Regions from separate parts of the Homo sapiens genome. Here region 2 is linked to region 1. A link is an interaction called in ENCODE POLR2A ChIA-PET data of the cell type or tissue named here. Cell type or tissue: OCI-LY7. All regions are shown on one strand. Each heading gives the region's core, and the rest is flanking DNA. Links, peaks and the distances in the headings are about the cores only. Region 1 overlaps PRKCB (protein kinase C beta). Region 2 has its middle 28 kb from the start of CHP2.

What was found. ChIA-PET counts read pairs that join two places held together with the same protein. Peaks named below come from ENCODE experiments on the same cell type or tissue, not always from the same donor. Only the 100,000 strongest peaks of a DNase experiment are listed, where the experiment ranks them.
Region 2: POLR2A ChIA-PET joins it to region 1 with 5 read pairs; 4 of 35 experiments call an interaction of 5 or more read pairs at or near these places.

What each region holds. Positions count from the first base shown.
Region 1 is chr16:23,880,041-23,884,435 of GRCh38, forward strand. The region is part of intron 2 of PRKCB (protein kinase C beta); the gene reads left to right. Among named protein-coding and RNA genes, the nearest start is that of PRKCB, 46 kb to the left of the region's middle. RefSeq lists an enhancer at 1,752-1,881. In OCI-LY7, for the core only: no CTCF peak of the experiment used is centred there; a DNase peak (open chromatin) is centred at 1,801; H3K4me3 peaks cover 556 bases; H3K27ac peaks cover 1,802 bases.
Region 2 is chr16:23,780,548-23,784,942 of GRCh38, forward strand. No RefSeq gene overlaps it. Among named protein-coding and RNA genes, the nearest start is that of CHP2, 28 kb to the left of the region's middle. In OCI-LY7, for the core only: no CTCF peak of the experiment used is centred there; no DNase peak of the experiment used is centred there.

The DNA.
Region 1 (4,395 bases), core at 221-4,220:
CAAGACATGCTCTGAAAGTGTATTAATATTATTTGTCCTTAGACTCAGTAGTACTCTGGGGGAATCGAATCCCCACCCCTAAGCCAGGCAGCATGGTAGAAGCTAGGTCAGCTGGCAGGCTCCTGGGTCTTTTCCATTCTGCTGCAGGAGATGCCTGACTCACCTCTTGTGCTCACACAGATGACAGCTAAATAGAAGGGCTCTTTCCTCCTAGTATTAGCTTAATTATAGGGGCTCCCTAGAACAGTGGGGAAAATGAGCTTTGAGAATCCCCCCACCACACACACAAGGCCCACACTAGCACCTGAAAGAGGAGTGAACATTGCTTCCTGCCTCCTTCTCCCCCTCCTTCTCACATATGCCTTTGTCTCTGTGATTCTGCACGTTTAATTTTTAATCCCGGGATGGGTTCTATTAGTTTTTGTGTATTTTCTCTGCCCTGGTTTGAGCTCCAAAAGGTCTGTTTGGGTCTCTGTGGGTGTCTGACAGCCTCTGCAGGCCTTTCTGAATTATATAACTCAAGCTTTGTATTTTCTATTTGTTACTGGGGGTTCTTTCTGTGCTATAATTTTACTCTTAGAAAATGAAGTAGGGTACTAGAATTTTCTCTGGGATCCCCTAGGGTTTCCTTCTGAATATTTTTTCCTGCCATATTTTCTTCGCTAAAACATTTTTTTTTCTTATTTCAGAAGCAATACATCTTCATTATAGAACATTACAACAAGATGCAGAGAAAGAAAATAATCTTATCAAGCAGAAATGTTAATACCTTGCTATCTACCCATGTCTCTCTGTCTCTGTCTCCTCAAACACACACAAATGGGGTCAAGATGACATAAGAGACTATCTGCTTTTCAATTCACATTTTACGATCTTTTTTTTTGTATGGTTCTGTAGTCTCCACTGCTTGGCTTGACGATCTTTAACAGGTGCCCTCCGGATGGTCATGGGGGTATTTTCCATTTCTCACTGTTACAAGCAGTGCTCTGATGAAACACCTTTTGCTGGCATTCCTAATTATGTCCTGAGAGCAGACTTCTAGAAGTTTTCAGCAGTGAGGTTAAAGGGAATGTTTGCCTCTCCTCTTCACTCTGTGATGCTCCTGGGGGCCCAGGCCCATGAGTCTCTGTGTCCATCTTCCCAAGATGAAAGACAAAGAATGGGCAGAGCATTGACAGGGCCCTGTGTTGACTCCTTTTCTCTCTTTTCCCAGTTTTTTTTTTTTTTTTTGAGACAGAGTCTCGCTCTGTTGCCCAGGCTGAAGTGCGGTGGCGCGGTCTTGGTTCACTGCTACATTTGCCTCCCAGGTTCAAGCAATTCTCCCGCCTCAGCCTCCCAAGTAGTTGGGATTACAGGCACTCACCACCACACCCAGCTAATTTTGTATTTTTAGGAGAGACGGGGTTTCATCATGTTGCCCAGGCTGGTCTTGAACTCCTAGCCTCAAGTGATCCACTCACCTTGGCCTCCCAAAGTGCTGGGATTACAGGCGTGAGCCACTGCACCCTGGCCCATTCCCGTTTTTTAAAAAAATATTTTATTCCTTTTAGACTATTTAGCCACAGTTTTCCATTCTATTCCTTGGGATAAGTGAAAACTTGATTTTTAAAAAATAATTACAAAATTTTAAAATCATGGTAAAAAACACATAACATAAAATTTACCATCTTAACTATTTTTTTAAGTGTACAGTATCATTTTAAGTACATTTACATTGTTGTGCAACAGTTAGGACTTTTCATCTCGTAAAACTGAAACTCTATACCCACTGGCAATAACTTCCCATTTCTTCCTCCCCACCGAGCCTCTGGTAACCACCATTCTGCTTCCTGTTTCTATGAGTTTGGCTATTTTAGATGCCTCATGTAAGTGGACTCTTGCAGTATTTGTCTTTTCATGGCTGGTTTCTTCCTTTTTTTCTTTTCCTTTCTTTCTTTCTTTCTTTCTTTCTTTCTTTCTTTCTTTCTTTCTTTCTTTCTTTCTTCCTTCCTTCCTTCCTTCCTTCCTTCCTTCCTTCTTCCTTTCCTTTCTTTCTTTCCTTTTTTTTTTTTTTTGACAGGGTCTCCCTGTTTCTCGCAGGCCAGGCTGGAGTGCAGTGGGGCAATCACAGCTCATGGCAGCCTTGACCTCCTGTGCTCAAGGGATCCTCCCATCTCAGCCTCCTGAGTAACTGGGACTTCAGGCACACACTACCATGCCCGGTTAATTTTTTTCTTGATTTTTAATAGAGACAAGGTCTTGCTATGTTGCCCAGGGTTGTCTCAAACTCCTGGCCTCAAGAGATCCTCCCATCTCAGCCTCCTGAGTAGCTGGGATTACAGGTGCACACTACCATGCCCAGTTAATTTTTTTTCTTGATTTTTAATAGAGACAAGGTTCTTGCTATGTTGCCCAGGCTGGTCTCAAACTCCTGGCCTCAAGTGATCCTCCCACCTCAGCCTCTCAAGGTGAAGGGATGAGCCTCCCAAAGTGAAGGCGTGAGCCATTGCTCCTGGGATGACTGGTTTATTTCACTTAGTGTAATGCCCTCAGAGTTCATTCATGTTGTAGCATATGTCAGAATTTTCTTCCTCTTTAAGGTTGATTAATATTCCATTGTATGAATAGGCAACATTTTGCTTATATATTAATCGGTCAATGGACATTTGAGTTGCTTTCACCTCTTGGCTATTGTGAATAATGCTGTTGTGAACATGGGTATACAAATATCTTTTTTTTTTTTTTTTTTGTAGAGATGGGGTCTCCCTATGTTGGCCAGGCTTGTCTCAAACTCCTTGGCCCAAGCAATCCTCCTACCTCAGCCTCCCAAAGTGCTGAGATTACAGGTGTGAACTACTGCACCTGGCTGAGACTCCACTTCCAATTCTTTTGGATATAGATCCTGAAGTGGAATTGCTGATGGTAGAAACTGTCTCGGGAAGATTTTTCTGGGGATTTGGCTTCTAACTGCACCACAGCTCCAGTGGAAACATCTATTCATTAAACTGGCATTTATTGAGGACCAGCTTTGTTCCAGTCACTGAACAAGGCTGGGGGCATAGCGTGGCTTACATAGGTCCCCACCCTCCATGGAGCTGATATTCAGCAAGAAGCCAGACAATACACAGGTAAGCAAATTGAAAAAAACAGGATGAGATCCACTGGCGATAAATGTCATGATACTGAATCAGGATTTGACAACAGAGTGATGTGGTGAGTGGCTACTTTAGATCAGAAAGGCCTTCCTAACTGGGTGACAGGTGACCTGAGAACTACAAGGTGGGGAGGAGCTAGCCACACAGAATTTGGGAAAATACCATTCTGGGCCCTGGGATGAGCAATGGAAAGGTCTTGAGGAGGAAAGTGGCTAGGCGTGATCCTTGTTGCTGGGGCGTGGTGGGTGTGGGGCCAGATCATAAGGGGCCCCACAGGATGAGCCTCTGTGCTAAGTGCAGTGGGAAGCCACTGGAGAGTTTTAGGTAGGCGAGATGCAAAGGATCAGATTTGTATTTAACACACCTTCCATTGGCTGCCAAGTAGAGAATGGATTGTTGGGGACTGGAGCAGAAGTGGGAGGATGAGTCAGGAGTCAATTGCAGATTTCTAGGTGAGAGATGGTGTCTTTGTCTGCACGGGCAGCAGTGCAGAGGGAGAGACACAGGCAGATTTGGGAGGTAAAAGGACTTACTGGTAAATGGGATATGAATTGGAAGAGGGAAGCAAATGCACAGCTGGGCACCTGGTACACTTTACATATGACGTCTTTGAACTTCGTAGCAATCCCATAACCACATTTTGTAGATCTGTGTTGTCCAGTAGAAATATAACATGAGCCATAAACCTGAGCTGTGTATGTAATTTAAAATGTTCTTAGCAATCACATTAAAATGGTCAAAGGAAACAGGTGAAATGAACTGTGAGAATGTTTTCTTTAACTCAGCATATTCCAAATATTCCCATATCAACATGTAATCAATATAAAATTATTAATGAGATATTTTACTTCCCCGCATAGCAAGTCTTCAACATTTGATATGTATTTTACACGTACAGCACATCTCAATTCAACCACACTTCAAGTACTCAGTAGCCACATATGGCTAGTGGTTACCATATTGGTAGCACAGTTATAGATGAGGAAAGAGAGTCTCAGAGAGTATAAGTTCTTATGCAAGCTTATAGAATTAGGACTTGAACCCTAATTTGACTCTGGCACCCGTGTTGTGCTCAAAGCACTGCATCCACCCCCAATGATGAAGACATTTTCAATGTAAGCAAAAGTCCTGGAGATTTCCCCACATCATATACATGGGGACATAGGAACTAACATTTGTCATATATTTATATTTTCCTTTCCAAAGCAGATCAACCCCAAGTTACCTTCCCTTAGCTCTCGTTTTCTGCCTCTCTTTGCAA
Region 2 (4,395 bases), core at 326-4,325, 99 kb before region 1:
GGCAGATTTGGCTCGCTGACCGTAGGCATCTGACTGTGAAACACTATCCTCTCCTTTTTGTACTTATTTTATCCGACCCTTCTTAGAGGTATAGAGATGACTCCTAGTTGGAGACATCTCAGACTAAAAACTGACTACCTTATATTATAACTTCTACACAGTGCTCTAAGTGGTCCGATGATTGAGTTATATCAAATGCAGGGTTTCAGTTGCAACATTAATGAAATAGCCTGAGTAAACCTTTCGTGATGACAAGAGCCAGCCACCAATTATCTCATCCCTGGATTGACATTATTGTAAGCCACAAAGTACCAAGCTTTCCTTGTGCTTAAACTGTTGAGGAAAATGCTTGACTCTTTTTTTTTTTTTTTTTTGAGACAGAGTCTCCCTCTGTCACCTAGGCTGGAGTGCAGTGGCACGAACATGGCTCACTGAATCCTTGACCTCCTGGGTTCAGGTGAGCCTTTCACCTCAGCCTCCCAAGTAGGTGGAACTACAGGTGCAAGCCACCATACAGGCTAATTTAAAAAATTATTTCTAGATACGAGGTCTTACTATGTTGCCCAGGCTGGTTTTGAACTCCTGGGCTCAAGTGATCCTCCTGCCTCAGCCTCCCAAAGGGTGGGTTTGCAGGCATGAACCACCATGCCTGCCCAGCCAACTCTTTCTTTGTAACATTTTTATACAAATAAAAACAGCCATGCTATGGCACTTTTATCCATTAATTCTAGGTCAAGTGACATGCTGGGACTGGAAAGATGAAAATCACTGTGTCACCCTCAAAGGTTTGAGTAAGCAAGCAATTTAGATAGAACATCCCCTGTGTCACAATAAAGCCCTTTTCGCCAATCAGATTAGCAAAGACTAAAAAACAAACAAAAGACACAATCAATGCTTGTTAGGACATGATGAAAAGGGCACTTTGTAGATTTCTGATGTTAAATAAATTGCAACCCAGTCTGACTACATTAACTCTGTGCTGTTATGTTCATCCCAACTCTGTTTTCTTTGTCTTTTCTTTTTTTCTTTTTTTTGAGACAGGGTCTTCCTCTGCCATCCAGGCTGGAGTGCAGTGGCATAATCTTGGCTCACTGCAATCTCTGCCTCCTGGGCTCAAGCAATTCTCCTGCCTCACCCTCCTAAATAGCTGGGACTACAGGTGCACACCACCATGCCTGACTAATTTTTTAGTAGAGATGGGGTTTTGCCATGTTGTCCAGGCTGGTCTTGAACTCCTGAGCTCAGGTGAATCTGCCCGTCTTGGCCCTCCAAAGTGCAGGGATTACAGGCGTGAGCCACCATGCCTGGCCCCAACTCTGTTTTCTGCTCTGGCCCTCTGTGTCTTGCCTTGGGGGTATGGGTGGGTAGATGGGGGGGAGTTTCCTCTTTGTTCCCCACTGACTCTTTTTTTTTTTTTTTTTAAGGTTATCTATTTATTTAGAGATGGAGGTCTCAGTATGTTGCCCAGGCTGGTCTTGAACTTCCGGGCTCAAACAATCCTCCCACCTCAGCCTCCTGAGTAGCTAAGACCACTGGTGACCCAACTGATTCTTGGGGAAGGCAGCCCCAAGTGAGTTGACAACAAAAGTGCCTCCCTAGCCTGGGGCCAGTGAGACCCCAAATATCACCCCCCTCCCTTCGCTGGGTTTTTCCTGCCCATCTTTACCTGACCATTGGTCACTGGAGGAGCCTCTTAAACCTTCTAACCGGGAACTGCTCCTGCTATTGTATTTTCACCCACCTACACAATTACTGGACCACAGCATCTCCTACCACGCTCTCACTTCTCACATTGTCAGTACATCCATCCCCAGTCCTTGCCTGCCAAATTCCCCCATCTGTCATCAACACCCCCCCGCCATAGATTTTCTTTCCCCTTCCATCGACAAAAACCACTTTTCCCTTCTCCCAATGTTATTATGCTAGTATTGGTTAACACTGAGCTATTTTCATTTATTTGCTTCATTTGAAATTTTCAAATACATTCACGCTCCTTGTAAAAATTAAAGTAATTCAGAAGTACATGAAGTAAAAAGGTGAGAGTCCCTCCTTCGCTCAACTCATCTCAGTCCCCAGAAATAACCACTGATAGTAGTTTTGCTTTCCTGTTTCCAGAACTATTTTGCAAAATTCAATTTGGACTAATGGGGTTTTAGTGCTCATATGCATAATTTATAGAATATGGTGGATTAAGAAAATCACATCTCTGGGAATTGGGCTGATTCAATCGATCTGCATCTTATATGACTTTGCTGCATTTTGACATTGGCCAAACTAGCTTTTTTTTTTTTTTTTTTTGAGATGGAGTTTCACTCTGTTGCCCAGGCTGGAGTGCAGTGGTGCAATCTCAGCTCACTGAAGCCTCTGCCTCCCAGGTAGAAGCGATTCTCCTGCCTCAGCCTCCCGAGTAGCTGGGACTATAGGTGTGCACCATCACATCTGGATTTTATATATATATATATATATATATATATATTTGTATTTTTTAGTGGAGATGGGGTTTCACCACGTTGGCAAGGTTGGTCTTGAACTCCTGACCTCAAGTGATCTGGCTGCCTCGGCCTCCCAAAATGCTGGGATTATAGGCGTGAGCCACCGCCCCTGACCAAAGCCAAACTGTATTTTTTTTTTTTTTTTTTTGAGACAGAATCTCGCTCTGTCGCCTAAGCTGGCCAAACTGTTTTTGAGACTTGACTCCTTCTAGGCTTCCTGAGCACCATTCCCTGGCTGCTCTTTCTCATTTCCTTGGAGGCTTTCTCTTATCTGTTTCTCCCCTAAATGCTGGTATTCCTCAGGGCTCTGTTCTCATCACTCTTGGTGGATTAGGCACAGAGCAAATCATCCCTTCTTTAGACTTGCAAACTCACGTCTACTAGTGAAATATGTGTTGAGCAGGCAGTGCATGGTGGCTCGCGCCTGTAATCCCAACACTTTGGGAGGCTGAGGTGGGAGGATTGCTTGAGTCCAGGAGTTTGAGAGCAGCCTGGGCAACATCATGAGACTCTGTCTCTACAAAAAATTTAAAAAGTTAGCCAGGGGTGGTAGCACACACCTGTGGTCCCAGCTACTTGGGAGGCTGAGGCAGGAGGATCACTTGAGCATAGGAGGTAGAGACTGCAGTGAGCTATGATCGTGCCACTATACTCCAGCCTGGGCAGCAGAGCAAGACTCTGTCTCAAAAAAAACAAAATAAAACAAAACAACAACAACAAAAACAAACCCAAATCTCCAAAGCCAAACAAACAAAAATACTTTTTTTTAAAAATTTAATTTTATTTTTTATTATACTTTAAGTTTTAGGGTACATGTGCACATTGTGCAGGTTAGTTACATATGTATACATGTGCCATGCTGGTGCGCTGCACCCACTAACTCATCATCTAGCATTAGGTTTATCTCCCAATGCTATCCCTCCCCGCTCCCCCTACCCCACAATAGTCCCCAGAGTGTGATGTTCCCCTTCCTGTGTCCCTGTGATCTCACTGTTCAATTCCCACCTATGAGTGAGAATATGCGGTGTTTGGTTTTTTGTTCTTGCAGCCATAAAAAATGATGAGTTCATGTCCTTTGTAGGGACATGGATGAAACTGGAAATCATCATTCTCAGTAAACTATCGCAAGAACAAAAAACAAAAATACTTTTAAATGAGTGTTTTCTTTCACTTAACTTTATATCTGTGAAGTTCATGCATGTCATTGTGTGGAGTGTTTGTGCACTTTCACTGTTCTATGGTATTCCATTGTGTGAATAAATGACAATTAAAAAAACTCATTCTCCCGTTGAAGGATACTTGCATTGTTTCCAATGTTTGGCTTTTATAAACAATGCTGTCTGCAGAACTGTTTGGATAAGAGATTTTGTGATTGATGGGGAAGCGAGCAGATTTGCAGTGATGGAGCGATGGGGAAAAGGTGGTCCTGTGCAGAATCCACCTCACCTGGGGCACCCCCAGAACTGGTCACCTTGTGGGCACTAGGGGATGGTACCTCAAAACCAGCATAGGCATCCTCAAAAGAGACACTCTCAGCTGTGGCTAGTTTATGTGGCTTCCTGAACCTCAATCTGAAGCCAGAGAGAGAAAGAACTTGGCAATTTTTGTGTTTTTAGATTGCAGTGGAAAACTGGTGTGTGAGTGCATATGAGGTTGCTTTTTGAAAGTAGGAATGGGGTGCAGGTGGGAGGCTCAGAGGCATTGTAATTCAGGAATACGTGTAAATGTTCCATATATGAATCCACTGGAAACAATAATCCACAGGCCTGCTGACTAGTGGGGAAGGGTCTGGGCCACCTGGGGTGGGTGGGAATGTTTCTCACTGGGTCTGGCCTGAGCAGTGACAGGTTTTTGTTGGTGTTGCTGCAGTAGAAGGGCTTGCTTCTTTCCCATTGGCTAACTC